2 separate regions of the Mus musculus genome follow, and region 1 is linked to region 2. The links are chromatin loops, found by intact Hi-C in ENCODE. Cell type or tissue: gastrocnemius. All regions are shown on one strand.

Region 1 (2,500 bases), 49 kb before region 2:
TCGAACTCAGAAATCCGTCTGCCTCTGCCTCCCGAGTACTGGTATTAAAGGCGTACACCACCACGTCCGGCTAGTGCTTCTACGTGCACAAGCCACACTGGGTTCTGGGTATTCAAACTCAGGTCCCCGTGCTGACACAGCAAGTACTCTGAGATGCTGAGTCCTCTCCCCAGTCCTGGAACTTACTTTTAACCACAACAGCCACTAAAGGGCAGCTAAGCAAAGATAGTGTCACGGAAAAAAAATGTAGCATGATCTCATACGAAATTATGAACTGACCCAGGCTAGTAGGTCTTATGGCATTGGACAGGTGTATCTTTCCAGTCTCCATGTTTCTCCCAGCAACTTAAATAATCCAAACATAGCTCATGGCTTTGATGTAGTATCCTGCTTTATGGCTAGAGAACCATAATGTCAAACCATTGGGGTTTATGTTTATTTCATATAGAAGTTGGCATTAACTAGTTTAGGATCTACCAAAATTTATCCAATCTCAACATTCAGGTTATTTCCACCTTGTTTTCTCTTACAAATGCTATGCCATGGATTTATTGGTCTATAAATTCTTATCTAACCCTTCTCAGCCCTCCCCCTTTTCAGGGTAAATTACAGCATCACCCTGTAAGTCTGTGTTACAGTTGGTAGGTTCCTCCGCCTTAGCTGGTAGGAACCCACACCTTTACTGTCATAATCCATTTGCAAATGGAGGAATAGAATGGGCAAAAAATCATACCAAACAAAAGCACCCTCCATCTGATTTCCGCCTGGCTGTGTGTGTGTTATCGCAGTTACTTGTGGGTTCTTGCCCTGTGCTTATTGCTGCTTTTCACGTCTGATTCTGATTATTTGCTCTTAGGTCTATTTTTAAAAAATACTCCTGACATTAAAAAAGTATACCTGCCATGAGAATTGCATTTTTTTTGTCCCAGTCTTTATCTTATGGCTTGACAAAAATTATGCTTCACTTGGAAGCAAATTTGACATTCCTTCCATGGGAAGCTCTCTGGACTGGATCCCTGTCTTACTGAGAAGGTTTGCTCACAGGTCTCCTGGGTGGTAATGGGTGGTGTCAGGTGGACAGAGACTAGCTGAGGTCACAGAGAGGACAGCACCCCACCTGGGGTTAGTGTGAACTTTTTTCACAGGTTTGCAGGGCTGTGTTGAAAAGACAGAGGCTGACTGGTATATGTACTGGCCATATCCACAGTACATACACACCTTGGGCTTCCAATACAACGAGTCTGTCCTGCGTGGAATCCAAACTGTTCTATATTTTTTTATTCCATCGGAGACTATAATCCAGAGGGTCTGTTGAGTGACCATTTTGATTATTTTAAAAATCATCTCAGCTTCTAATTCACTCTGTGGAAACTGCTTTGCCATTGGCTGAGCTAGGACTGGGAGAGGCCTTTAACAGGGAGGTCAAAAGGGAATTTCTCTTTTCTAGACAGAATTAAGGTTTGCCAGTAGAGGGCGCTGGCAGTACAGCGTAGCAGGCAGGAGCGACTGGGCTGCAGGGTAGAGCGCTCAGTGGGGTGCCTCTTTTGTTTTGTTTTGTTTTTGCTGTTGCAGCTGTCCACAGGGCTCAGTGGGATTTCTGCCGGGCTGTGCACCCGGAGTGCACCGGTCTCATCTTTAAGGTCAGCCCCCCTGATTTCACTCACCCCTGCTCTTCATCTTCTAACCAGACCTAGTGTCATAGACTGTAAATAACTTCCCATGGATCCCAATGCTTTGGCCCCCATTTCTATTTGTCATTTCTGTGCCCTTGGGTAAGTAAGTCACCTGGCTTTGGAAACTCTGTTTCTGCCGTCGTCTGCGTTTGTTAATGAGTTTTTATAACTGAGGCGATACTTTGTCTTCTTTATGGACTGTCTACTGCCATGGCCCCTGTTGTCCTCCCAGCCTGAATACTTCGTTCAGTACCCCGCCCTTCATGCTGCCTTCGGCTCAGCCTTCCCTACAGCACGGCTCTTGCCAATCATCCACCCACTGCCTCCCCCCTCCCCCTTGCTCTTCTCTTTACCTCTTCTTACAATGTTTGCCTAGTTTTCGGCTCCCTCTTACGAAACATTTGACAGTCCATCAGCTCCAGTGGAGCCCCAGTAACAAACAGAAAAGAAAAAACACATCCCAGCATCTCTTTGGTCTGGTGTAGTGGGTGAAGAAACACTTACGCTTGTCACACCTGGGCCCCCTGTACGCAGACAAGCACTCACAAGTTCCGTCACCACTGATCCCGCTGTTGCACACACCATGGACACAACTGCACACTGTGGGCAGAAAATGAGGGTCTGTCATCATCTGATAGGGGTTCTCCTAAAGATCCTGGAAGGGTAACAGTCTCAGACAGCCCTTCTGTCTGTCTGTCGGTCTGTCTGTCTGTCTGTCTGTCTGTCTGTCTGTCTGTCTCTCCATGAGGTAGAGGAAACTCCCAGAGAACCTAGCTTAAATCCTGGCTATGTTTTTTTCTTTTATCCTAGTTGGGATTTTCAGAGTG
Region 2 (2,500 bases):
GGCACAAAATTAATGAACTGATTCTTTTTTTCATAGCTTAGCTGGGGCTCTGCTAGTTAGGAGCCTCCCAGAGAGAAGCACGTGCTGGCTCATCTTGCCCTTCTGATAGCCAACACTGCACAATAATGAGCTTACGTAAGGCTCACACAGACACACACATAGATGACACACACAGACATAGACACACAAAGACACACATAGATGACACACACACAGACACACAGACATACACAGATACACAGACCTATACACAGACACAGACACAGACACACACACACACACACACACACACACACACACACACTCATGGTCCTTGGAAAGTAAAACATCAGATGTAATGCTTTTAAAAAGTATACATTTAAGTTTATTAGAAGGAAACAAGATATATAAAAGTACAACCTAATGCTCTTTAAAACTGAAAGGATTCCTAGGACCAAAACATTTGAAAAGTACAATTCCAGCCGAAGAGGCAAGGGGAGTGAGAGGGAAGCTCATGACAGGCAAAAGATGTGGCTATGGTCAGTGGAGTCTGAAGTGAAAATCAGATGACCGAGTAAAGACAGATTTCGGGCTGGCTCATGGGAGCAGTAGGTACCTTTATAGGAATTACCATGGATTTATCCTGTGGTAAAGCTTGGTAGTCAGCTTGACACACCTGGGAAGAGGAAGTCTTGACTGAGGAATCCCTGTTATCAGACAGGCCTGGAGGCACATCTGGGAGATGTTTTCTTAATCGATTCAGGAGCGGCATTGAGCAGCTCAAAACTGTCCTCTTCATTCTTCCACTGGTTTGCTTGTGACAGTTGACAAAGCAACCTTTCTGTCTCTTATCTAGAAAATGCACAACTAGTGACTAGTATACTTGAGAACTTTGTAATTTGCACAAATTCTTGCATGCTTTCCTGCAGTTACATTTGATAATTACCACATCACTGTGATAAAATCCACAAAAAATGCTGGAAAGCTTGGTGCTGGTTTGAAGCATTTCCCCCTGGTGTTTGACTATTATGATATAGTTAGAGTCATAAGACTTGAGAAGGCAAATGTGCAGAACTGACCTATGCTTACGGGTAAAAATAATCACCGATAGCTACATTTGCTGTAATGGCATCACGTAAATTACAGATTCCTCCATCGGCTCGTTTATCCTGCTGCCTATTTTTTATGCATTCGTTTGTTTTAGAGACCCTGCCTTGGCATCTACAATGTGCCAGACACGAGACTGTATGAGGGTGACACCACACTGAACAAGAACGGCTGGCACCCCCTGCTGGAGCTTCATCCAAGTTACACACCCACTTGTCTCGTCCCGTGTCCGTCCCCCCCCCCCCCCCCCCGCTTGATTCTCCATCCTCTGCAATCTATTGCGCAGGTCTGGATGAGGTCATCCGCTGCCTTGCTACTGAATATCACTTCATTTGCACACCGATTTCTTTCCTAAGTCCGTTTGAACAGATTTTCTCACACCTGGTGGCTTAAAGAACATAATCTGAACTCATAGTGTCAGCAGGGCTACGGTTCCCGGAAGGGCTCCTCAGGAGAATCCTCCCTTGCCGGAAGGTGTTCTTTGCTTATGGAGATATAAAGCGAGCATCTGATTCTGTCTTCATACACTTCTCTCACCCTTTCTGCCTGTCCACTGCCTGCCTCTTTTGAAGACATTTGTCATGGGGTTTATAGCTCATCTGGATAGCACAAGGTGATATTTCAAAACCTTTGACTTAGCTACATTAAAAAAAAGTATTGATGTTAGAACCACATTTGCTGGTTCTAGAGGCCAGGACATGGACATGTCCTTATGGGGGCTGTCTCACAACGCACTGCAGACGCATAGGACTTGTTAAATCCCACGACATACACATAGGCTGATAGTTCTTACTTAAATGTAGCAGATGGAACATTTCCAAGATCAGTCTGGTGTCTCTACATGACCAGGTGGCTTCTGTTAGGATGTTCTTCCTGATGGTGCAAACCTGCAGCTGGTACATCCAAGATGCAAGCAAGCGGCTGCCATTGGCATTTTGCTGACCTATTTTCCTATGTTTTGCCCTGATTCATTGTACCCGAGACCTGATAGTCTTTGAGATTTCATTGCTGAGGGCTTATGCCACCGGAGATGAAAACCTTAAAAGAAATCATCATCATCCTCCCCTCCCCCCTCCTCCCCCTCCTCCCCCTCCTTCCCCTCCCCCCTCCTCCAATCCCCCTCCTCCCCCTCCTCCTCCTCCTCTGGAGAACTTACAGTGCTCCAAACAATGAGAATTCAATGAAGACATGAATAGCACCCTTTTTAGATGAAGTCTCAAACTTTAAAAACGGATGTAACTTTTAACATCAAATATGTTGAGATCTGCATCAGGTTTGAATCCAAGGTCAAGCGACTACAAAGCTTGTGCTCACTCCCGCTATTACCGGTTGCATCTCCGTGCAGTACAGGATACTCGGTTAGAATATATCATCCATTAGCAGATAGAATCTGATAGTAGCAGAACTTGCTGAC

Evidence for each region. A loop is a pair of places that touch in the nucleus more often than their neighbours do. Peaks named below come from ENCODE experiments on the same cell type or tissue, not always from the same donor. Only the 100,000 strongest peaks of a DNase experiment are listed, where the experiment ranks them.
Region 1: it touches region 2 in a loop (11-fold over the local background); 10 of 42 quality-filtered maps call a loop at or near these places.

The regions. Positions count from the first base shown.
Region 1 is chr10:86,970,660-86,973,159 of GRCm38, forward strand. It overlaps Stab2 (stabilin 2), which reads right to left. Exons shown (of 69, transcript NM_138673.3): 6 at 2,178-2,273. It overlaps Gm16271 (predicted gene 16271), which reads left to right and starts at 1,482. Exons shown (of 5, transcript NR_165263.1): 1 at 1,482-1,640. In gastrocnemius, a CTCF peak has its summit at 1,460 (motif pointing right); DNase peaks (open chromatin) are centred at 1,506 and 1,940; H3K4me3 peaks cover 1,171 bases; H3K27ac peaks cover 1,512 bases.
Region 2 is chr10:87,019,646-87,022,145 of GRCm38, forward strand. The region is part of intron 3 of Gm16271 (predicted gene 16271); the gene reads left to right. Among named protein-coding and RNA genes, the nearest start is that of Stab2, 13 kb to the left of the region's middle. In gastrocnemius, a CTCF peak has its summit at 1,231 (motif pointing left); a DNase peak (open chromatin) is centred at 1,263.